3 separate regions of the Mus musculus genome follow, and regions 2 and 3 are each linked to region 1. The links are chromatin loops, found by intact Hi-C in ENCODE. Cell type or tissue: left cerebral cortex. All regions are shown on one strand.

Evidence for each region. Hi-C counts contacts between places; a loop is a spot of excess contacts. Peaks named below come from ENCODE experiments on the same cell type or tissue, not always from the same donor. Only the 100,000 strongest peaks of a DNase experiment are listed, where the experiment ranks them.
Region 2: it touches region 1 in a loop (2.0-fold over the local background); 7 of 42 quality-filtered maps call a loop at or near these places.
Region 3: a loop joins it to region 1, with 4 times the contacts of the local background. A loop is called at or near these places in 24 of 42 quality-filtered maps.

What each region holds. Positions count from the first base shown.
Region 1 is chr7:126,818,936-126,826,935 of GRCm38, reverse strand. Tlcd3b (TLC domain containing 3B) reads right to left here and starts at 3,633. Exons shown (of 5, transcript NM_029978.1): 1 at 2,724-3,633; 2 at 1,842-1,925. The coding sequence starts at 2,848. In left cerebral cortex, CTCF peaks have their summits at 4,930 (motif pointing left) and 7,910 (motif pointing left); DNase peaks (open chromatin) are centred at 3,358, 3,587, 3,940 and 4,905; H3K4me3 peaks cover 2,276 bases; H3K27ac peaks cover 2,365 bases.
Region 2 is chr7:127,021,116-127,029,115 of GRCm38, reverse strand. Prrt2 (proline-rich transmembrane protein 2) reads left to right here and starts at 7,905. Exons shown (of 4, transcript NM_001102563.1): 1 at 7,905-8,000. It overlaps Maz (MYC-associated zinc finger protein (purine-binding transcription factor)), which reads left to right and starts at 2,637. Exons shown (of 5, transcript NM_010772.1): 1 at 2,637-2,888; 2 at 2,962-3,812; 3 at 4,177-4,240; 4 at 4,501-4,672; 5 at 5,948-6,982. The coding sequence starts at 2,697. The coding sequence ends at 6,102. Kif22 (kinesin family member 22) reads left to right here. Exons shown (of 14, transcript NM_145588.1): 11 at 140-201; 12 at 834-1,046; 13 at 1,126-1,185; 14 at 1,276-1,385. The coding sequence ends at 1,323. In left cerebral cortex, a CTCF peak has its summit at 3,760; DNase peaks (open chromatin) are centred at 5,022, 5,851, 5,974, 7,560 and 6 more places; H3K4me3 peaks cover 5,520 bases; H3K27ac peaks cover 6,830 bases.
Region 3 is chr7:126,944,919-126,952,918 of GRCm38, reverse strand. It overlaps Kctd13 (potassium channel tetramerisation domain containing 13), which reads right to left. Exons shown (of 6, transcript NM_172747.2): 6 at 7,310-8,000. The coding sequence ends at 7,798. Asphd1 (aspartate beta-hydroxylase domain containing 1) reads left to right here and starts at 3,760. Exons shown (of 3, transcript NM_001347657.2): 1 at 3,760-4,648; 2 at 6,089-6,202; 3 at 6,709-6,932. The coding sequence starts at 3,790. The coding sequence ends at 6,818. Sez6l2 (seizure related 6 homolog like 2) reads right to left here and starts at 2,384. Exons shown (of 18, transcript NM_144926.5): 1 at 1,803-2,384; 2 at 788-919; 3 at 1-145. The coding sequence starts at 1,881. In left cerebral cortex, CTCF peaks have their summits at 5,270 (motif pointing right) and 6,164 (motif pointing left); DNase peaks (open chromatin) are centred at 2,882, 3,304, 4,018, 6,178 and 7 more places; H3K4me3 peaks cover 4,744 bases; H3K27ac peaks cover 4,930 bases.

The sequences.
Region 1 (8,000 bases):
GGAGTCCTTGCTCGGCCCCACTGTCTCGAGAAGGTCAGAGAGTTGGAGCCGGTCCCCAGGGCACCAGAGGGGCTGTCAGTGCAGCCTGCCTTTGCTCCAAGGTGGCAAGTCTATTGTTAGTTCAGGTATGGCCAGCAGTAAAGAGAAACTGCCGAGCAAAGATGCCAAGAACAGAGAGAGTTCTACAGACTTTGGAGTAAACAAATACGGGAAGCACACAGATACGCAACTCTGCGCTTTTTTTTTTTTTCTCTTGAGTCAGCACAGAAGCTTTCTCAAGTCCAGGAATCCTCAGTCAGGCCTGGGGTGGGGATGGGAGACAGAAAGGCCCAGAGGGAACAGAGCAAAGAGCTATCCAGCTAGCCACCATACACCAAGTGAATGCTGGTGAGAGGGTGTGGTGAGAACAGAGCCAGCAGTGGCTTACTCAGGTGGGCTGACCTGGAGCAGGGGACAGCCCTCTCTCAAAGGGACCCATACTGCAGTGTTGTAGAGGGATGTGACCAGGAGCCAGAGTCAGGTGGCAGGGAAGAAGCAGCTAGCTAGAGACAGCAGAAATACAGACAGGACCCAACCGTGCTCAGGGAAGGCTCAGAGCGTGCCTAGGGATGCGTTGAGGGATGGAAGCCATAGGACTCTGGGATGTGAAGAACTAGAAGGGACTCAGCCCTTGGTTGACAAGTGAGGGGTTAGATTCCATGCCTGCTCTCTCAGCAGTTAGGTGCTCAGAAGGAAGGACAGCTGTTGCCCCTGGATTAACCCTGATCCTCCCACCTACCTAAGGATTAAAGGTGGAACAAGGCCAAGAACGGACTTGAGGTTGGGAATGCAAGAGCCAAAAGGTGACCTCTAGCTAAGAATAGGTGAGAAGGAGGTGTCCGGCACCAAGCTTCTCTGGGACCCTTTAGCTGGGGAAGTGGTTGGGAGAGAGCAAGGGGAAGTCACATGGCAAAGGATCCTAAGAGGTGAGCCTCAATACGATGGAGCCAAGAATTGTTCTAGGCACTTAACACACTCAGCTCCTCCCTGCAGAGCTGTTCTGGGGAGGAGTGTGATCTCACTATAAGTCCTAGGAGGAGAGAATTCTCCCATAGGAAAAGAAGAGACAAACATACACCAGAAGGTGGATGGAGACCAGGGTCACCCAGATGATGTCCCCTGAGGCCCAAAGGACACTACAGAAGGGCATTAGAGCCAGAAGTCATGAGTTGAGGAAGGGCATCCTGGGCTCACAGCAAATTTGCCCACGGTGAGCAGGGGAAAAAAAAAAGTGCAGATCAGCACCACGGACAGGGCCCGTGTCCCCTTCACCCTCCTCGGAGCCACTGCTCAGGCCTGGGCCTTTTTGGCAGCACCAAATACTGCAGTAGCTGCTAGTGCCAATTTTTGGCCTCTTCACCCCCAACCCCCACGGCCTGACCCTCTGTGGCCTTGCTGTGTCATCCCTTTCTCTTCTGCCCTGGACCCGTGCTGAGGCTCGTCATGGATTCCAGAAGGAGTGGAGGGGTGAGCCGACATGGTGAGGAGACAGTAAGGGGCTGGATAGGAACAGAGTAGGAGCGATGCAAGAGTTGGAGAAGACATGGCTGGCGTTCAGAACCTAAGACAAGAGCCAGGAAGCTGACCAGGAACTGCTCTGAGGATTTCCTTTGATCTCCTACCCCTGCTTCCTTGCTCCTGACCTTTAAGACAGGACAGGATAAATTTATCCTTGGTATTGAGTTGCAGCAATCACATGAACTTTCTTGATCCCGAGTTTAGGGACCACTACAGATCTGGGGGATCCCAGGTCCCACATACAGACCGCTGGGACCTGGGCGGGGTGGTCCTGAGGCACTCACTGGTCATCTATGATGTGCTTGCAGGAAGTGGAGACTATGTAGCCAGCTGTGGAGGCCATGATGGCTTGGACAGAGGACACCAACCTAGGAAGACAGAGGAAGGAGTGACAATCAGGTGTGCGTCTCCCGTCTCTGTGTTGTGGAAACCCTACCCCTCAGGATTCCACATCAGCCTCCACCTAAGCCAGGCTTTCCCACCATCACTTTCAGCCAAGCTGCGCTTAGCTTCCATCCTCAGTTCCCGCCTCTCCCAGCCTTCTTCATTCCTAGTTTGTGCCAGTGGAATCATCTTCTTCCCAGGACACCAGGGAGGCGTCCTGAGGTGAGCCAGTGCCTAACAGTGAGCTCTCTCTCCCTGGGGAGGGAGGGAAGGGACCCATGAGGGCTAAGGGAGTCCCAGTTGTCCCTGCACCCAGACACCATGAGGCTCATACTTAGAGTCACTGGCCCCAGTGACCCCAGCCCCCCCCCCCCCCACACACACACTTTCCCACTATTTTCCTGATTCTTACCATGGCCCTCTTCCTGGCGGCCCTATTCTAGAGATATACAAGTTTCACTGTCTACTTTTCTACACCTTGACCCCCAAACACTAGCCCTGAAAAACACAGTCTTGCCCCTTGGCTTGCTCCTGGGTGTCTTGTGGGACTGTTTAGTCACATGCTGCCCTGCTTTAGAGGGAGGATAGGAAGGTGCTAAGGGAAGCAAGCTCAAGCTCAATAGTAGTCCAGATGGCTGGGTTTCAATGAGGTCCAAGGAGGGAAGGAAGCTTGGATGTAACCTACCCACCACTACTGAGCCCAGGGGCGTGCTGGGGTCCCTTCCCCATGAAGCCTGTTGGAGAGAGAGGGGCTGAACTCTCGGGGAAGGCATGCCATTTACCTGGCGGAGACAATGACTGCGTCGGCCTCCTCCCAGCGCAGCTGGGGCAGCCTCTGGAGCGTGTTCTTGGATAGGAGGAAGAGTCCGGGGAACACCACCCCCCCAGCCACCATTGGGGTAAGCATGGTGACTTGAACCCGGGCAGGGAGACCAGAGGGTCCAGAAGGGACAGGAAGGCCAAATTGAGGGAGGGAGTTGGAGGTGAAGAAGGGATTGCCAAGCCAGAAAGGGAGAGAGAAAGAGGGAGGGGGAGGCACAAAGGGGCCAGGGCGGGGACAGGATGGGACAAGAGGACCAGTTCAGGGCAAGGGAGAAAGGGACTTCAATGAGATTGGGGACACAGAAAGAAAGGGCTAGCTAGGTGGCGGGGGGGGGGGGGGGACGACAGAGCGCTGGTGAGAGGATGGGGAGAGACTACCAAGGGAGGACTTGATGAGAGGACCAAGAGGGAGAGGGGACAGGAGGAGGAAGATGCAGTGGGGGAGGGGAGGGAGAACCGCGGCAGGTGGGGGGGGGGCTTACGTGGAGAGGCTGGGAGGGCCCAAGGAGGCGGGGTGGGGGACGGTGGTGCCAGCCCTGAAAAAAGGGAGGGAGGAAAGGACGGAGCGGAGCGGAGCGGAGGCGCAGCTGGGCAAGCGGTCACCAGTCAACACCGCTCTCCCGCCACCACAGGCTACCACCTCCTCCTGCTGCTGCCGCTAGAGCCCCGCTGCCCTGTGCAGACACCGCACATGGCATTATAGAGTTGGTGCCCAGCCCCCTGCCCCCTCTGTGAGGAGGGGGAGGGGGAGGGGAAGCCACCAGCTTGGGGAGGGTGGGAGAGGGGGAGGGAAATGATGGCACCGACCAGACACCAAGAAACCGGACCTGCAGCAGCGTTGTCTCCCATGCAGCTCTGAGCCACAGCAGCGGCTGCGACAGAGATGGGGGGGGACAAGGAAAGAGGGAGGGGGAGGCCCTTAAAGAGACAGGAGCTGCAGTGCAGGGGGCTGCTGGGGACAAGGGCTTAGGGAAAGGATGGCTCTTCTCTTAAACCCCCCCCCCCCCCCGGACACCTCCACCTAGCAGGAGTACTGAGCCGCCTTTCCTGTCAGCACTTTAAAAATGTCTGGCATTTCCTTCTGCTGGTGCTTATAAACATAAATGGGTGTCCCTCAGTGGCCTGCAGGGATCTCAGCTTAGGGGTGCTCACTCCAGCCAAGAAGATTTCCTGAAGAAAGCAGCCTGAGTAGATGGTGTGTTCCCTGAAGGCACAGATAGGAACAAGCCATTTCACGGTGTCCTTCAGACCCACAGCCCCCTCCACCCCGCCCGTCCGCCTCTCCAGTCAGAGGGAGTGGAAACTACATCAGTCACCTCGCTTGCACTCCGACTCGCACCACAACGAGTCACTCCCTCAGGAGTGTGGCTCACTATTGTGACAGCCCAGGGGGAAATCTATGCTCCTATGCTCTTCAGAGGTCAGGGGATAGCCCTGAGGTGGGAGCCAAGGTTCCCCAAGATCAGAAAGTTAAGATGTGACAGGAACAGAGCTAAGTGGGAAGAGATGGCTGGCTGTCAGAGCCCTCCAGCATGGCTTTGATGGCTAGCACCAGGGCACTGGGAGACAGGAAGCAGTCATGTAGACCTGGTGGCACTCCAGGAGCAGGAGGATCACTCCTGGTAGCCAGCTTGGGCGACAGAGGAAGTGCTCGCCTGGGAGAGAGGGTTAGAAGGTGGGCTTGAAGAGCAGAGGGTGCTTGCTGCCTGGAAAACCCAGTGGAGTTATGGAAGCCGGGGCCCCTCCCTCAGGCCAATGGCCTCCTGGAGTCCCCTTTTCCTTGTTGCCTTGGTTCCCTGTCCTCGGCCACTCCTCAGAACAGTCCTGCTTACACAGAAGAGCCTGGTGGCTGGCTGACTCAACTTCCTCCTTTAATCCAAGGGGAAGAGCAGCCCCGTGCTTTGGCCAGGGTAATTTAGGCCTAGCACACAACTACTAATGCTCACTCTCACATGGCCTCTTAGAGCCTGGCCTTTCCCAAACCCATCTGTCCTTCAGACTTGTATATCATGGGGACTGACACCTCACTGTAGCTTGAGTTTCTCACTGACCCTGAGATGAGCCTACTTATCTACTGACAACTGACCTTTCCAGCCCACAGCCTACTCCCTCTGCGCCCTAGAGGAAGGGGCCAATTCGCTATTTTGTGCTGCCCTCTAGTGGCAGTCTGTGGGAGTGGCTGAGGGAAGTCTTGACACCCGCAGGAGTTGGGGCTACTATTAGAGACCTTCGTAGACCTGGAAACCACAGGGGAAGAGGTCCACTTTCCCAGGTCTTACTACAGACTGAGCATGGTTTATGTCAATGCTTCTTAAGTCTTCTAGGGGTTGAGGAAGGAGAAACCAAGGCTTAGAGGGTTTATTAAAGTGTCAAGATAACATAGCTATGTTCATTATTAGTAAAGTAGGATTTCAAGCTTATGTTTGCTTCACTTCAGGAAAATCCAAAGACAGTGGTGACAGGAGGCAGAGGAGGCAGAGCCCTGGGGTGCACAGGAGACAGAGGAGGCAGAGCCCTGGGGCTTCCAGGACAACCAGGTCTATACAGCAAAATCCCGGCAAAAATCCCAGGCTAGTCAGGAATACATAGGAGACCCTGTCAAAAAATAGATGCACTTAGCCTAGCTTGAGCTACTAGATGAAGGGACAGGCCTGAAATTCCAGCACTCAGAAGGCTGAGGCAGGAGGCTCACTAAGAGTAACGGGATAAAACAAAATACAAAACCTTTCAAAAGTTAGAAGATGTAACCTGGGCTACAGAGAGAGACCCTACCTAAAAAACAAAACAAAAAATAACACACACAAAAACAAAACAGCAAGGAACAAAAGCACCAAGGCTCTAAGCTGGGGCGGTGACATGGATCAGAACGTGTCTGTGAACACAGACGTGGTCAGGGGATCCAGAGCTGACTGTGGATAGCACAGGCTGCAGCAGAACAAGACAGGTTTCGGGTTTGTGCTTTTGATTTTCGTTTTTCTTTTCTGGGGATTTACAGAGTCTCCTCGGTAAATTCTGCCTTTGAGGGCTCAGGAGCTACCTAGCACATCAGGGGCTCGGGGCTCCATACCCAGCATTGAAAAGAAAGAAAAACAAAAACAAAAACAACCCTGAAGCACTGCTTTCTGCACACCCCAGTCCCAGCTCCACCCCGGCATTGTTCACCTTTATAGTAACAGCCCGAGGGCCCAACCTCTCCCACAAATACATTTTTTCCCCAGTATGATGTTGCCAGCAGAAGATAGTATCTCCTTAAATTCTCGTCTGAGTTGTCGGTTAAAAAGCAACCACTTAGCCGGGCGTGGTGGAGCACACCTTTAATCCCAGCACTTGGGAGGCAGAGGCAGGCGGATTTCTGAGTTCAAGGCCAGCCTGGTCTACAAAGTGAGTTCCAGGACAGCCAGGGTTACAGAAAAACCCTGTCTCAAAAAACCAAAAACCAAAAACTAAACCAAATAACAACAACAACAACCAAAAAACCACTTTCAGGCCAGTGGGAGGACTCAGCACGTTAAAGGCGCCTGTTGCCAATCTGAGTTCAATCCCTTGAACACGTGGAAGAGAACCATCCACAAGTGTCCTCTGACCTCCACATGTGAGCCGCGCCATGTGCACCCCCTCCGAATAAATGTTAAGAATTCTAAGCCGGGCAGTGGTGGCACACGCCTTTAATCCCAGCACTTGGGAGGCAGAGGCAGGTGGATTTCTGAGTTCAAGGCCAGCCTGGTGTACAGAGTGAGTTCCAGGACAGCTAGGACTGCACAGAGAAACCCTGTCTCAAAAAACCAAAAAAAAAAAAAAAATCTAAAAAAGTAAATAAAGGTTCAATTGTCAGCACAAACATCCCTGCCCAAGGCCAGGTTGGATCATAAAGTAAAGCTCTATCTCTGGGGAAAGCCTGAGATGCAGCTGGGTGGGAGAGCGCCTGCCTGGCTTACAGGCCCTGGCTTGGATTCACATGCTCTCTCTGTGATGCCTGGCTGGAGCCAAACCCCTTCTGCTTCCCCAGGGATCGCCATGCACCTCCTAAGGGTGTCCACAGCCCTTAGACACATGATTCTCACATGTCCCCATTTCCAAATGAGGGACCTGAACTTCAGTGACTTCACCTTTGCAAAAGACTCAGCTACCAGGGCCCCACCCACACTGTCCTGCATCCTGAGTCCACTCCAGCTGCTCTTTAGACTCACCACCAGCTCTGGCCCCACCTTCCCATCTTACTTGGATGCCACCAAGACAGCCTCTTGCCTCTCCATCCGTAAGCTGGTTCGATTCTGCAGCCCCCAGCGTAATACCACAAAGCACAGTGGGAAGAAGACACACCCCAGCAGGAAGAGCAGGGCCATGCCTGTCTGCAGAAGAGAAAGAGGGCCATGAAAACAGTGCTCTTCAGACCCCCACCCGCACCCCAGTCACTGCAAAGACACAAAGGCCCACGAGCCCCACTCCTCATAGTCACTGTAAGTCACCAGGCATGCCTGCGGTCTAATCTCTCTTGGATCCTTGGTGTACTTTTTGTTTGGTCTAAGACAAGGTCTTGCCATGTGTCTGCCAGGCTGGCTTTGAACTCCTGACCATCCATCTCAGCTACCTAAGGTCTAAGGGTGCAGACCTGTGTGCCATGCCTAACTGATTTACTTTCACGTTTATCCGAGATAAGCGGACATACCATTTGTGTGTTGTTTCCTTTGAGTTAGGGTTTTATGTACCTCAGGCTAACCCTGAAATGTCTACATGACCCAAGCTGCTCTTGAACTCCTTGTGTCCCACGTCTACCTCCTCGAGGCTGGGGTTGCAGATGTATAGCCACACACCCTATCACTTTGTTTTAGACCCAGGTCAGATTATTTCAGTTTTCCCTATAGCCCCTGGAGCTGGTCCATATTTCCAAAACATAATATTTTAGTGTTTTATGGTGGCACAGAACAGCAATCCCAGAACTCTGGAGGCTGAGGAAGAAAGGTCACAAGTTGGAGACCATCATGGTCTATATAGCAAGACCCTGTCTTAAAATTAACAAAAGAGAAGGCTGGAAAGATTGCTCAGTGATCAAGAGTACTGAGGGCTCTTGCAGAGGGTCTGGGTTTGATTCCCAGCACCCATATAGTGGCTCACAACCATCTGTAACTCCAGTTCCAAGGGATCTGGCGTCCTCTTCTGGCTTCTTTGGGTATTGCATGTACTTACCAGCAAAACACTCAAATAAAATAACTTTTTTTTTTTTTTTTTTTTGGAGACAG
Region 2 (8,000 bases), 200 kb before region 1:
AGACCCTGCCTCAAAAAAAAAAAGTCATGTTGAAAGGAAGGAGCTAGGGAAATAGAAATGGGAGAAGCAAATGGTTACTAGGAGGGGAGGGAGGGCAGGAGGTGGCCTGTGTCTTTGACCAGTTCCAAATTCCTTTCAGTTCAGAAGCAGCGAGAGTCCTCAAACCAAATCCAGCTCCTGAAGAAAGGCCCCAAAAGGAAGGTGAGTCCCACCCCATTTTCCAGCTGGGAGCCTTTTGCATAATGCCTTAAAGATGCCTTATAGAGCTTTTTTGAGGGGGTGTGGTGGGGGAGTGAGGTATGGATGTGTCTCATAGAAAATATCTACCACTGTTTCTTTTCTTCTTGATGCCCCTGATGCCCCTTGTGTTTGGATTGGCTGCTGACTGGATCTAATGTGGCCCCTGCCCTCTAAGAACTGTAGAGCCTATTTAGGAAATGGACAAGTATTTAAGAATCTCTCACATAAAATGAAAAATATAATTTTCTCCACACAAAACATTAGTAGAACTGTCCCCATTGTAATGGCATGATGCAGTTTCCCCCGCATGGGTTTTTTGTTTGGTTTCCCTTTTCCCCCCTGTACTGGAAATTGAACCCCAGCCCTCAAGCATGGAAGGCAAGCGCTCTACCACTGAATTACACTTCTTCCTAATCAGGATTGATGTGTGCGCTCAGTCACTCACTGACTCTTCACAGCAACTGAGAAAGGAGCTAGCAATTAAAGAAGCACAACAAAATTAGTGACCAGAGGGGAGAGGCCGCAGAGAGATGGACTGTGCCTCGTCATGGCAGTCACCCACTGCCTTTACTGGCATTTCTGTTACCTCATAGCTGGAGCCATCCCCTGAGTCAGAAGCTGTGGAAAAGGATGAGGACTACTGGGAGGTACAGATTAGCCCAGAGTTACTGGCACATGGGCGCAAAAAATTATTGGATCTGCTGAATGAAGGCTCAGCTCGGGAACTGCGCAGCCTGCAGCGCATTGGCCAGAAGAAAGCCCAGCTCATCGTGGGCTGGAGGGAGCTCCACGGCCCCTTCAGTGAGGTAACAACCCTGGGGACAGGTGCAGTGGGGGGGTCCCCGTGCTGTGTCCACTCCCTTCCTAGTGTTGCTGTCCCACTAGGTGGAGGACTTGGAACAGGTGGAAGGCATCTCTGGGAAGCAGGTGGAGTCTTTCCTGAAGGTAAGGCCACCTTTGCCCTTTCTGCATGGTGTTCCCCCACCGCAGCCCACCTTAGGCTGCTATGCTAACGCACGTTCCTCTTCTTTACAGGCGAATCTCTTGAGCTTGGCCGCCAGCCAGCACAGCGGTCCCTCTTGACACTACCTTCTTTTAAAAATCCTTGTATAGTGACGTGTTGTGTAAATACAGTTTTTATTCCATGGTTGAGCCTGGTTTTTGAGGATGACAGGGCTGGGGTCAGAGTCCATAACTACCCTGGGGGTCAGGATCAAGCTCTGCAGGACACCCATGTAGGCGCCATCTTTGGGAAACCCCCAAACTAGGCCAAGATTGTAAATAAACCACTGGAATGGGGAGGGGACGGTGGCCTAGAAGAATCAAAAAGCTGACGCGAAAGCTTAAGCACAGCGACCGACCGTTAAGCGGGCACGCGCTCCAAGCTAGCCCCGCCCCGCTGTAACTCCCTCGGCGCGCTCCCCACTCTCCCGCTCAGCAACGACGTCCCTGTTATGTGCGCGTGCGCGCGAAATAACGGCCGCTGGCGGAGGGAAGTGGGGGGTGGAATCGTTCAAGTGGGGGAAGAGAAGCCGCCTAGTCTCCCGCGCGCCCACCACCTGCACCATCGCCAGCCAATCAGCAACCGTCTTGGGGGTCTCGCGCTCGGGGCGACCGGGGCTGCTGGGTGGCTCCCCAGTCCCTCCGCCCTCTAGAGTCCCTCCTGTCCCTCCCCCTCCCGCTGGCCCCGCGCGCACTCGCGCTCGCGCCCGCTCCAGCCTCTTGTGTGTCCTCGCGCCCCCCGCCCGCCCTCCGGCGCGCAGTGTGCGCCGCTCCCCCACCCTCCTCCCCCCTCCCTCCTTGCGCGCCTCCTCCTTGGGTCCCCCTCCCCCACAGCTGCCTCCTCCCGCCCCAGGGTGAGCGCGAGCCACCTCCCTCCTCCCTCCGCCATGGATCCCAGCAACTGGAGCAGCTTCATCTTCCAGGTAACAACCCCCGCCCCCCCCGCCCCTGCCCCCCCTCCCACACCCCCTCCTGCCCGCCCTCCCTCCTGTCCCACACCCCCTCCGCGCGCCCGGTGCGCGCGCAGCTGTCCCCCTCCCTCCCTCGCGCCCTCCCCCGCCCTCCCCGAGGCGCCGGCTGGGCGCGCGCGCGCGGCGGGGGCCGAAGCTGCTCCCTCGCTCCCCCCACCCCGCCCCGCCAGGCTCCAACCGCCGCCACCACCGCCGCCGCCGCCGCCCGGGCCCCCCGCCCCCGGCCCCGGCCCTCGGCCCCGCGGGGCCTCTCGCCCCCACCCAGGGGGCGTCGCCGCCGCCGCCGCGCTCCGCGCCCCACAAGACGCCCTCCTTCCCTCCCTCCCGCCGGCCGGGGTGCGCGGGCGGCGGGGCGGCCCTCGGGCCATGCGTTCGGCTCGGCCCAACCCGGCCGGCCGGGGGCGGCGCCCCGAGCCCGGGCCCCGCGCGGCCCGTGCCCCCGGCTCCCGCTGAGCTCCGGGGGCCCCCACTGTGGCCGAGGCCATGTTCCCCGTGTTCCCTTGCACGCTGCTGGCCCCCCCCTTCCCCGTGCTGGGCCTGGACTCCCGGGGGGTGGGCGGCCTCATGAACTCCTTCCCGCCACCTCAGGGTCACGCCCAGAACCCCCTGCAGGTCGGGGCTGAGCTCCAGTCCCGCTTCTTTGCCTCCCAGGGCTGCGCCCAGAGTCCATTCCAGGTGAGTAGGGGCCGGGCCGGGCGGGCAGGCGCCGACCAGCGACCGCGGCCCACACGGCGCCTTGTCTCCGCAGGCCGCGCCGGCGCCCCCACCCACGCCCCAGGCCCCGGCGGCCGAGCCCCTCCAAGTGGACTTGCTCCCGGTTCTCGCCGCCGCGCAGGAATCAGCCGCGGCGGCGGCGGCTGCTGCGGCGGCTGCCGCTGCAGTGGTTACTGCACCCCCGGCCCCTGCCGCCGCCTCCACAGTGGACACAGCGGCCCTGAAGCAGCCTCCGGCGCCTCCTCCGCCACCCCCTGCCGTCTCCGCACCAGCCGCCGAGGCCGCGCCCCCCGCCGCGGCCGCCACTATCGCAGCAGCGGCTGCCACCGCTGTCGTCGCCCCAACCTCGACGGTCGCCGTGGCCCCAGTTGCATCTGTCTTGGAGAAGAAGACAAAGAGCAAGGGGCCCTACATTTGCGCCCTGTGCGCCAAGGAGTTCAAGAACGGCTACAACCTCCGAAGGCACGAAGCCATCCACACGGGAGCCAAGGCTGGCCGGGTCCCTTCGGGTGCTATGAAGATGCCCACCATGGTGCCCCTGAGCCTCTTGAGTGTCCCCCAGCTGAGCGGGGCCAGCGGGGGTGGGGGAGAAGCCGGGGCTGGCGGCGGCACAGCCGCGGTGGCGGCCGGTGGCGTTGTGACCACGACTGCCTCTGGGAAGCGCATCCGGAAGAATCACGCCTGCGAGATGTGCGGCAAGGCCTTCCGCGACGTCTACCACCTGAACCGACATAAGCTGTCGCATTCGGACGAGAAGCCCTACCAGTGCCCTGTGTGCCAGCAGCGCTTCAAGCGCAAGGACCGCATGAGTTACCACGTGCGCTCACATGACGGCGCTGTGCACAAGCCCTACAACTGCTCCCACTGTGGCAAGAGCTTCTCCCGGTGTGCAGGGGCCTCGCTGCCCACTAGGCCGGTGGGGGGGAGGGCAACAAGGTGGCCTGTCTTTGGCTGGTGGGGAGGCGGCTCCCGTTCCTGGGGACAGGAACCACTCCCAGGGAGGAGGGAAGTTGCTAGGAACAGGGGGTGGTACTTTAGAAGAGGTGGGTCTCTGGGCTGAAGGAAAGCAGCCTCTGGGCAGAAGAGGAATCTTGGTTTGAGGGCTTTCCTGCCTGAGGACTGAAGCTGAGGGGGAAACGCTGGGACCTTTGCAGAGGCATTTTGGAGGAACCTAGGTAGATTTGAGGCACACCTTACCTTGGAGCCTAAGCCCTAACACACACCCCCTCCCACCTCAACATATCCCTAGGCCGGATCACCTCAACAGTCACGTCAGACAAGTGCACTCAACAGAGCGGCCCTTCAAATGTGAGGTAGGAAGCCAGCTTCCTCCTGTCCTGGTTTTCATGATTTTGATCCTCATTGTAGCTGTGTGGGTTCAGCCTCTCAGACCCCCTTTTTCTCTCTCTTTTTGCCTCTTCACTCCATTTTCACATTTCTCCTTCAAGGCCTGGTCATCTCACGCCCATTTCCTACAGATCAAAGACCCCCGAGACTCTGATCCCCTTATCTTGCTCCCTTCTCTCTACTCCCCGAAGCTTTAACTCTCCTGTGACCCCACACCCTCCCCCAGAAATGTGAGGCAGCTTTTGCTACGAAGGATCGCCTCCGAGCGCACACAGTCCGACACGAGGAGAAGGTGCCATGTCATGTCTGTGGCAAGATGCTGAGCTCGGCTTATATTTCCGACCACATGAAGGTGCACAGCCAGGGCCCTCACCATGTCTGTGAGCTCTGCAACAAAGGTACATGCTAAGGGGTGCCAGGAGGGCAGGGACTAAAAAGGGGGGCACAGAGCTGTTGGGTTTTTTTTCACCGATGTGGGTCAAGGGTGCTGCAGCTAAGAGCTTGTGGCGAGTAGAGAGAACTCTTTAAGGGGCAAGTACAACAGCATTGGAAACACCACCACTAAATTATGTGCCATGGTTCACAGGAGACCGTCTACCAGAAATTCAACCTCATGGGTGTGCTTGGGAGAATGAAGTGGGACGTGGTTACTTTGAGAAAGGAATAGCCAAAAAGCCAGTCCCAAGGGTTTCAACTTAGCAGCCACAAGCTCTTGTCTCCAGCTCCTGGGGCAGGTGGAGTACATCAGCAGGGGTGTGACGAGCATGCACCCTACCCAGTAGCAGAAAGCTGTTTCACTGTGGTTGGTGACTAAAGGAGCTGAGACGGGGGCACTGGAGAGGGGGGGGACACAGCCGTCTCCACTGAGAGTCAAGCCTTTAAAAAGCTAGGTAGCCGTGTCGTGGACGGTCTCTGTAGAGATTAAGGACTAAGTAAGGGCACCACACAAACCAGTCCCCAGCAAGCGTAGGGAAAGGCTATGCTTCTCTGGAGTAGTTGGCCCCAGCCTACCAAGGATGTGGGAGGAGGACAGTGCCATGTGAGGAGGGTGTCCCCAGCCTAGGAGAACAGCCCTGTCTCTGGGGTCTCCACCAGGCTGACCCCAACCCCCCATCCCAACCCCCCCCCCCAATAGGCTTCACCACAGCAGCATACCTGCGCATCCACGCGGTGAAGGACCATGGGCTCCAGGCCCCGCGGGCTGACCGCATCCTGTGTAAGCTGTGCAGCGTGCACTGCAAGACCCCTGCCCAGCTGGCCGGCCACATGCAGACCCATCTGGGGGGGGCCGCCCCTCCTATCCCGGGAGATGCCCCCCAGCCACAGCCTACCTGCTGAGGGGGACCCCTGCACCCACCAGGCAAGGTGTGGGACATGGCTGGGGGGGGCAGCATGGGATGTGTGGGACAAGGGAACTCAAAGGGCCCAATAGGGGATCGCAGGAAGGCCAGGGATGCCAGTCTGTCACTCAGATTAGGGAGCCTTGGGATCCAGAGAGGGCAGTATGGACATGCTCAGTCTGGGTAAGCAGGCAGGCCGAAGCCTCTGGGGACCAGATAGGAAGTAACGGCTGTGTCCCAGGGGAAATAGGGAAATAGTTGAAAAGTCTGGGGTATGGAACATGTTTCTTGCCATTTAGGTTGTGCTGTGATCCTTGGTGTTTCTCCCTATAGGTACTGGTGAGGTTTGTCCAATGGCGGCAGCGGCAGCAGCAGCGGCGGCGGCGGCAGCAGCAGTGGTGGCAGCCCCCCCCACAGCTGTGGGCTCCCTCTCTGGGGCAGAGGGGGTACCAGTGAGCTCTCAGCCACTTCCCTCCCAGCCTTGGTGAGCTCCAAGTTGATGGGGGAGAGGGGAGAGTGGAGGAAAGCTCTTCTTGGTACAGTCTCCTCTTCCCACCAACTCCTCACGACTCTTCATCAACCAAGGAGCCTCCAGACAGAGAGGAGGAAGAAGGAATTCACTAGGTTTTAACAATGTTTCTCCTGCTCCTTTCTTCTCCCTATCAGAGCTGACCCTACAAACACCTGTCCCCTGAGTTGTGTTGAAGTCCCCTGGACAATGAGCAGGGGTGGCAGAGGACAGCAGCAGCCACTGCCCTCACCTTTAACCCCTTGCCTTGCCTCCCAGGGATTTGTGAGCCTTTCCTAGAAGGTCCTGTGCTCTCCTCCTTCTGTCCCCTCCCCTACTGTCTGCTGCCCCTTCCTGGGGAGTTGGTGCTTTCTTTTTTGTTGTTGTTTTTTCCCAGGGGTAGGGAGGAGAGAGGAGGGGAAAGAAGATTCTGTCCCAGAGGAGAGAAAAGGTGGTATTGAGGAGGGGCAGAAGCGGGGAAGGCAGAGGGATACTTGAGTAAGGTTGGGTGGTTAAACCCCAAGCATCCTACTGGAGTGTCTGTCCAGGGAGAAGCCAAGGGGAGCATCAGAAGGAGCCACTGGAGCCAGAGGCAGAACAAGAGAGATGGAATCTTAGGGGGCCAGGGCAAAGGAGGGGAGCCAGGGACAAGAGGTGCTTCCTGGGGGTGGGGGAATGCAGCCACAGTGTCTCCCCCTTCCCTCTTCCACCCCAGCTCCAGCCCTGGTCTTTCTTCCTCTTTCCCATAACAGAAGCTATGGCCCTGGCCATGTCATCGTGTTCCTGTGTCCCTTGCATGTTCCCCACCCTCCCCTCCCTCCTTTTGCGCAGACCCCATTACAATAAATTTTAAATAAAAACTTGTCTCTGAGTTCCTAAGTTATCTTCACCAAGCCCCCTGTTGTGTGTGCTCATGCCTCACCCCTCCCAGGGAGAGGGAGGGGTTCTTTGTTGACCTTGATCTTGGTCCCAACCTTTCCTGCTCTGCAAAGTGGTAGCTTCTCTCTTCTGAGGTACAACCTCTAGCTGCAGTACAACACAAATTTAGGGTAGGGCCAAGAATCCAGAAGTTATGGAGAGCAGATTCCAGGTCTTCAGGGAATACCCAATCTGAACAGGCACAGAATACCCACTGGAGATTAGGGATGCCAAGCTAGTTATTGATGCTGTCCTGTCTACAACCCAGCACCAGGCTGCACATACAGATCCCAGGGTCCATGGTTGACACAGGGTTCAGTAAGCTGCATTCGGGTCCCACTGTGGTGGTCATGGACTGCTTGCCCTGGCCCTTCCTAGCTTGCTGGAATTTCCATTTCTGGGCTTTGCTCAAACCTTTACAAAGACCCTCCCTTAAGCTTCCATCACGCATTGCTGCTGCTGCTTTCCAAGAGTAGGAAGGCTTCAGTTCTGCAGGCTCCCTTCTCTTGAAACCCCACGCAGTTCCCCTGCAGCCACCCCAAACTTAGACCTGTTTGCTTAACCCATCTATGCTGCTCAGGGTGCCTCCACCCAATCCTCACTGGTCCGTCTCTTCGCAGACCTAGGTCTCTGCCAGGATCCCCCGGTGACCGTTGGCGGGAGGGGCCGAGGACTTAGGAAGAAGGGGGTGCCCCACCAGGAGGTGCGCGTGAGAAAGGACAGGGAGGGGGCGAGAAAGGGCAGGGAGGGGGCACGAGTGGTCCCCAGGCCGGTTACCCAGGTAACACGGGGCCTGGCACGAGGTTCTCTTGGGCTATCCGGGAGGGGCAGGAGGCGTGCTAGGGGCGGGGGCGGCGCGGCAGCAGTGGAGCTTAGGGGAGGGGACCAGAGAAGAAGGGCCGAGCAAACCCGGAGGAGAGAGGAGGGGAGACCCGCCACCTCCCTTCATTGCTCACAGAC
Region 3 (8,000 bases), 130 kb before region 1:
GCGGTGGGGCCTGCCCCCCTGACTCCCTTGGGGGTGACAGCTGTCGTCAGAGGCCCTGTCCCTGGCTCAGTGGCACGTGGCAGGGAAGGTGCTGCAAGAGTCTGGCCGGCTGGAGGGGTGGCTAGTGTGGGGTCTGGGTCAGATCCTGAGATAGTTTAAGGGTAGTCAGCACACAGGAGCAGCAAATTGGCCCATGGGGGTGGGGAACAGCTTAGAATAAACACCCCAAAGCCTCCCCACAGGGTACAGGCTCCATTTCCCCTACCCACACAGGCTCCCCACATTCTCTCAAGATTTTGTAGCTAAAACTCCCTTTTTCTTTTTCACCACCGTCTTAACGGCCCCCTTGAGCCTCTCCCCACCCCCAGTTCTGGCTCTCACTCCTGCCTTCTCTCTCTCTCTCTCTCTCTCTCTCTCTCTCTCTCTCTCTCTCTCTCTCCTCTCTGTTTAGCTCTCTCTGGAGCTTTTTTATGCTTAGCATTCTTATTGCTCTCTGGTTTTATGATCCTAGTTTTATGATCTGGTTTTATATCTCTCTCTGTCTCGCCATTTTTGTGACTCTGGTTGTCTGAATTCACATTTTTCTCTCTGTATACATGACCTCTTGACTGTTCCTCATTTTGTCCCTGTCTCTGGTTCTGTCGAGGGCCAGCTTTGACTCTTTCTCAGCTTCCTAGGGGGTCTCTCCCACAGAACTCTCTCTAACCCGCCTTCCCTCTAGCCAGGCACTCCAGCTCTCAGCGACATAGCCTCTCTCTCTACTCCTATGCCACACTGTGGGCCTCACCCGGCAAGAAGCCGATCTCTGGGCCCTTCCGCAGCAAAGCCCCATGGAGCAGCTCAGCCAGGTCCTCAGAGGCCACTGTGGGAGTCTCACTTCCAGGCTCTGGCATCATCTCATCCTCCTTCAGGGGCAGACCTAGGAGGTGAAGTCCTGTGAACCTCTCCATTCCTCTACATCCTGTCCTTATCTGGAGAGATGCTCCCCAGAGCACATCTTATCGGACACTCAGGGAGTCCCAGGCTGGGTTGAGAGCCAAGATCAGAGGAGTGGCTCCAATCTGCCCTCTCCCTCACTGAGTTCCAGCTCCTGGTCTCTGGGCCTTCAGTGAGAACCTTAATTAGTACTAACCCTGGACAGCTCTAGCAGGGTGTGCTTTGGGACTGCTTTCTATTCCTCCCCAGTGAAATACTCCCCTGATCCCTAAACTCTGAGGAGAGTCTGACAGCATCTCCCAGACTGCTTCCGCAGTGCCAGCTTTCTCTCAGGGTTTTTGCCTCTGCAGACTCTCTCTCTCTCTCTCTCTCTCTCTCTCTCTCTCTCTCTCTCTCTCTCTCTCTCTGCAGTCTTTGCAGCCTCTGTGCCTTCTCTAGACTCTGGTTGGGGATCAGAGTAGAGTCAGGGATTGAATATCCCTGATTGTGTTCATCTGCCTTTGTCCATATGTCCAAGAACATTTGTGTGTACAGCGCCTGGCATCTCTCCCAGTACCTCCATCTCCCACCCAGGTACCCTGCCTGCTTCTACCGCCTCCGCAGAAATCCACCCAACTTCCCTCAGCTCTTCTTCCCGAATTTTAACCCCTAAGATACAACTAAATGCTCTTCTTATTCATTTCTCTATCTCCTTAAAATTAGGAGTTCAAGGGCTCCGTGTAACAGTCAAAGAGCCTTGGCTTGCCCCTTCCCAGTCAACTGTGCCCCTCCCCTCCCCCACAAGCTCGGAAGACTCAATATCTTCAGAGAAAGAAGGTAGAAGACCCGCGAGAACCTTCCCAGGGCCCACCCCCACATGTCCTTACCCTCAATCCAGGCACAGCTCAGCAGAATTAGGAGCAGCAGCTGGGAAGGCGGCGGGTGCTGGGCCTTGGGAGTCCCCATGGCGACTCACACTAATTTCTCTCCTCTGTGGCTCTTCTGAATAATCTCGCTGTCACTTTCCCTCTGCGTCCTTTTATCTTTTCCTTTAATTTTGCTTTCCTGCTAAGGGTCGGCAAAGGAAGGCAAATTTTCTTCCTTTGGGATGGAGAAGCAGAATTGGCCTAGAGGTTGCTTGGAGTCCGCCCCCTTTTGCTCAATCTTTATCCTTTGCTCTGCGATCTATGGCAAAGGGGGGCGCGGCTCCCGCTGCGGGGGGTGGGGCCGAGAGGGCCGAAGGTTATCCCCTTGTTCGGGAGCTTGGGCCCATCGGGATGGATAGATAGATAGCCGGGGAAAGTGGGAGGGGAAAGGCAGCTTCCGAGGGTCCAGGGTGGGCTTGAGGATCCAGAGGGCCCTTATGAGGTTCAACCGGGGCTTATCTCGGAGAGGAAGAGGGAAAGGGTTGCGGAACCAGGGAAGCTGAAGCTCGGCCACTGGAGCTGCGGGAGGGAGAAGCTGAGAAAGGTGTCAAGCCCACGTCAGATCCTGGGGACGGGTGAAAGGAGGGGCCTGGGATTTATTCTCTGACGAGGGAGGAGGAGGAAGTGCAGATGGAGGAAGGAGGGATGCCGAGCCAGGACTGCACTTCCCGAGGCCCCTAGGGGAGAGGAAGGAAACTCTGGTCCCAGTAGTAATTAGGTTCCCTCCCGGCGCCATTCCAGAACATCTGGTATCTGCACCTGGTCTTCCTAAGGTGTCAAGAGTAGGCACAGCTTGGTTCACGTCTTCCTGGCCTGTCCAGTATGTCCTCTGTCCACACCCGGACCTCCCCGCGGGCCTTCACTATGCCCTTTATGGAAGCTCAGGTGGGATGGGCTCGCCCCTCCCGCAGGAAAATGGGGAGTATCCAGGTTTGTAAGGAGCCTGATGGGTATGTGTTGAGACTCCCTTCTCTAGCAGGCGACCTGACAGAGACCTGCAGCCTAGCGGCTACCACCCGTGATCTACTGGCTCTGCCACTGAGCAAGCGAGTGCCCTTTCAGCACCTGGGCGCGAGGACAGCTCCCGGCCCCGCCTGCACGGGCGGCCTTGAAGCCACTGATTGGCTGAAGCCGCTTTCGCGAACCCGCGTCTTGCTCTGTGCTGGCTCTGGCGTAGCCAAGCCAGGGGAAAGGGGAGTCACAGGCCGACCTCTCCAGGGACCCGCAGGCCCACGGCCGGACTCGCAGTTCCAGAGCACCGGCCTCACGAGCGGGTCAGGGCTCTCGCCCCGCCCCCGAGTCTGCCCTGCCCTTCTTTTCGCATTGCGGGGCGGCTAGAGGTTGGCACTGTGTCCCTGTACCCCACGTGGCGCTCGGTCAGGGCTGGGGGAGGGGGTCTGGAGCGGCAAATCCAGAGAGAAGTCTCCCCCCACCCCCCTTGCAGGGCTGGGCTGCGGCTGCCTCTGGGAGGGGTCCTGGGTAGCTAAACAGAGAGGGTTGCGGGAAGGAGTGACGTCAGGGTGAGTGGGCGCCCAAGAAGGGGTGTGTAGGAGGTCGGGAATCGGAGAGGACAGACCCGACCCTTTCGAGGGAGAAGACAGGTCAAGGAGAGAGGAAAGAGAAAGAGCCGCTATAGAGTGGGGCTGCGGGCCAGGTGGAGTAGGAACCGCTGTTGTCAGGGGAAGCTAGAAGAAAAAGAAGGGGTCGATAAGGAAAGGGGGGCTGGAGTGGAGGGAGGAGAAACCAGCTGAGACTGGGAGACTGAGGGTGGAGAGAGGAAAGGAAGAGGAGACTGCGGGAAGGGGAAAGGAGAGAGGAACCACAGAAGGAAGAGAGAACAAGAGTGATCTCCGAGTGGAGACAAATAGAAAAGGAAGGGGAGAAAGAAAGAGGGAAGTGAGGGGAAGGTTTGTTGGGGGGCCTGTAGGAGGAGTGAACAGGAGTGGGGATGTGGAAGGGAGGGAATCAGGAAGCAGTCATCGAGGGGTCAGGTGGAGAACTGGGGGTACCAGGGAGCTGGGGTCTGCAAGATGCAGCTTGCCACTTAGCCAGGGCCTCTTTGCCTATCATGTTTCCATGGCCACTGCCTCTAGGCTCCTCAGCCCTTACTATGCTCCTCGGAGCCCTCACTTCTCTGTTCCTTTGGTATTGCTACCGACTGGGTTCCCAAGACATGCAGGCCCTGGGGACCGGGAGCCGAGCTGGGGGTGTTAGTGGTATGCCTGATGTATGTTCTCAGACTGGCCCAAGGGGCCTTGGGGATTCTGGAGAAGGACCCAGGGCAGAAGGTCTAGTGAGCAGGCGGCTTCGGGCCTATGCCAGGCGTTACTCCTGGGCTGGGATGGGTAGGGTGAGGCGGGCAGCTCAGGGAGGCTCTGGCCTCACAGGAGGGGCAGGGGTCATGGGCATTCAGCGCCCTGGCTTACTTTTTCTACCAGACCTGCCTTCGTCCCCCTTTGTACCACGTGATGCCCAGAGGCATGACGTGGAGCTCCTACAGAGCAGCTTTCCCGCCATTTTGCGGGACTTCGGGGCTGTGAGCTGGGACTTCTCAGGAACTACTCCTCTGCCTCGGGGCTGGTCCCCACCCCTGGCCCCTGGGTGCTACCAGCTCCTGCTGTACCAAGCAGGCCGATGCCAACCCAGCAACTGCCGGCGGTGCCCAGGAGCCTATCGGGCACTGAGGGGGCTACGGAGCTTCATGAGTGCCAATACCTTCGGCAATGCTGGCTTTTCCGTTCTACTGCCTGGGGCCCGGCTTGAGGGCCGCTGTGGACCCACCAATGCTCGGGTTAGATGCCATCTGGGTGAGTATAGCCTGTCTACAAACCTTCCATCTTTCCTACTTTACTACCTCTTTCTGCACTTTGGTTCTTTTCTCAGAATCTTCCCCAACCAGATCTGAGTTCTGTTTTTATGCATCTATCCAGTCAGTGGTGGCTTACACAGTGTCCCACGCTGACTCTTTGTCTCCAACCACCAGCCACCCTCCCCCCTTTTAACTTAAAAGAAATTCTCACTGAAATGTAAGTGGTCAGTGTTACTTGCCCTGAAGAGGAAATACCCAGAAAATGAATTTTAAATTGTAAAAAGAGACTGCTTGGAGCAGGGCATGGTCTTGCATGCCTGTAATCTCAGCACCTGGGAGACTGAGGCGAGGATCACAAGTCTGAGGCAAGCCTGGGTCTTATTTCTCTTTTATTTAGTCTAGGGAGTATAGTGAGATAATCTACATCTCACTATGTAGTACTGGCCTGGAATCTAAATACAGGCCAGTTGGCCTCAAACTCACTAAGATCTGCCTCCCACTACCTCCTGAGTTCTGGGATCAAAGGTGTGAGCAGTAGGTAGCCTACTTTATTTAGGCTTCTTCGCTGATAAGTAGCAATGTTAGTGGGGTGTTCAATAGCACCAACCTGGCATTTTCTGTTTTCAGACACACCAGAAGAGGGCGTCGGATCTCACTACAGATAATTGTGAGCCACCGTGTGGTTGCTGGGAATTGAACTCAGGACCTCTGGAAAAGCAAGCAGTGCTCTTAGCCGCTGAGCCATCTCCCTAGCCCCCTGAGATTTTCTAATGTTCTAAAGATTGAAAGAAAATTGGGAAAGTAAATATTATGACTTCAGCTTAGCATAAATCTCTGTGTACTGCCAGCTGGGTGGATCTTATGATTTGGGGCATACTACTTTTCCTACCAGACCTGCCTTCACCCCTCTGTGCCATGTGACACCCAGAGGCATGACGTGGAGTTCCTACAGAACAGTTTCCCTGCCAGTTTACAGGACTTGGGGCTTCTCAGGGACCACCCCTCTGCCTCAGGGCTCATCCCAACCCCTGGTCCCTGGGTGAGGGCTTTTTGGCTGCTCCCTGGAGATACCATGCACATGTTGGACTTTTAACCTTCATAAGGTTGGGAACACTACCCAGTCTTAAGGACGACTTTCCGGAATGTCTTACTTACGTCAGAGTCGGCTGTTTTCTCAGCACACTCGACTAAGGTCCTGGGGTCAGACTGGATCCATTAGTTTTGCCTCATGGGAGAGGTGCCCAGTACACAGTAGATTCTGGAACTGAATTGACAGAAAGTCCAGGAGGAGATGGTTTAGGGGAGATTTCTTCCAAATGACAGATATGCTTCCCAAAGCAGGACTTCCACAGAATCTGGCCTGTGAGGCCCATTGAGTGGGCAGGCCCCCTGAACACAGGCAGGAATGGTGGATTCCATTCCCATTCTCTCTTCACAGGCCTGAAGATCCCTCCTGGTTGTGAGTTGGTTGTTGGTGGTGAGCCCCAGTGCTGGGCTGAAGGGCACTGCCTCCTGGTGGACGACTCCTTCCTGCACACAGTGGCTCATAATGGTAATAGGACTCACATTCTGGTGGGTCAGGGGACCAAAGACCTGGAGGGATTCCAGCCAATCTGCTCTCAGCAGCACTGTTTTGGGACTGCACAGCCTTGGGCGAGCCACAGCTCCTCCAATCACCTGTGGGGCATCTGCCTTCTTTACCGGGTGACTGTGCATATGGGCTAGGCCCATAAGCTAGACTATCTGCACCCCTATCCTCTTGCTGTGAAACCTTAGGCATTTATTTAATCATATCATGCCTGTCAGCTGGTATAAAATGTACCCGTTTTGGGCACACAGAGCTACCACTGTAAATGCCAGGTATGGTGAAACTCAGGAGGCTGAGCCAGGAGGATGGTGAGTTTAAGGGCCGGGCTACAGGATGAAACCGTGGCTTAATGAACAAATATGCACCACTGGTGAGGGCCTGGTGCTGACTTTGCTTTCCTCAGTCTATACTATGAATCCTAGCACATGAGTTCTGGTATCAGCTGCTGTCTCCATCCCTGTGTGCCCTAGGATCCCCTGAAGATGGGCCTCGAGTGGTCTTCATTGTGGACCTCTGGCATCCTAATGTGGCTGGGGCAGAACGCCAAGCTCTCGACTTTGTCTTCGCTCCAGACCCTTGAGAGACGCTTCTGGCACCTGAGCTGAGTGATGCTGCACTCACGGACAGCCTGAGTGGTGGTCAGGACCTCTTCTCCACCTCCTCAGCCAGCATTGAATACAAATTCTCAATCCTCTCCTAAGTCCTGATTCTTTCCTTCCCAGTTACCAATCCCAGGCCAGGGCTTGGGACAAGGGGCTCATGTTTCTACCACAAAACAGCCAGGCATAAGCATCTCTCTCTTTTTTTTTTTTTTTTTTTTTTTTCCGAGACAGGGTTTCTCTGTATAGCCCTGGCTGTCCTGAAGCTCATTCTGTAGACTAGGCTGGCCTCGAACTCAGAAATCCTCCTGCCTCTGCCTCCCAAGTGCTGGGATTAAAGGCATGTGCCATCACTGCCCAGCACATCTTTTTTGTTTTTTGTTTTTGTTTTTTTCCGTAGCATCTTCTTAACATAAGCGTCTCAGCATCCCTCACCCGAGAGTCAGCAGCAGACCTTCAGCTCAACTTTATTCCAATAATTTAATAGAAAATTAAAATAATAAATAATATGAAACAGATCACGATAGCAGAGCTGGCACAGGTCCAGGCCAGCCTAGTACAAAGTTAGGGAGGTGGCGGATGGTGGGGCAGGAGGGGCAAAGTACTCTGTTGCAATGGCGGAAAGCAGCTTGGAGTGTGGCTGATAGCACTGTCCTTTCTACACGTGTGTTCAATGTATTAACAAAACAGAAAGGGAATCAGATGGTAAGAGAAAGATGGCAGAACAAGGATGTAGAGGAGGGGCGGTCACTGGCTTTCTGAAGAGCGCCGCCAGAGGGAAATGCTGGAATGTACCATGTGGTTAGCAGTGAGTGGTGATGACTGGAAGGAAAGGGCTCACTGAAAACAGCATGCAACGAGGGGACAGAGGGAAGACCCACGACTTGGCCAGCAGAGCCGGGGCAAAGAGACAGAGGGACTAGGTCCCAGAAGCAAGAGGACAGCGGGGGAAGGCCAAGGTCAGTCCTTGAAGACAATCTGTTGGCCGTGGGGACGCTCATCGTGGGTGATATGGCGGCGGACGTGAATCCTCCGGACACGGTGCTCTCGGTTCTCTTCATCGTCCCCTCGGCCTGCCCCACCACCTCCAGCTGCACCCCCTGTGGCCTCCAGGAGAGCGAGATCTGGGCCACGGGAATTCTCATAAATTAAGATGTTCAGTG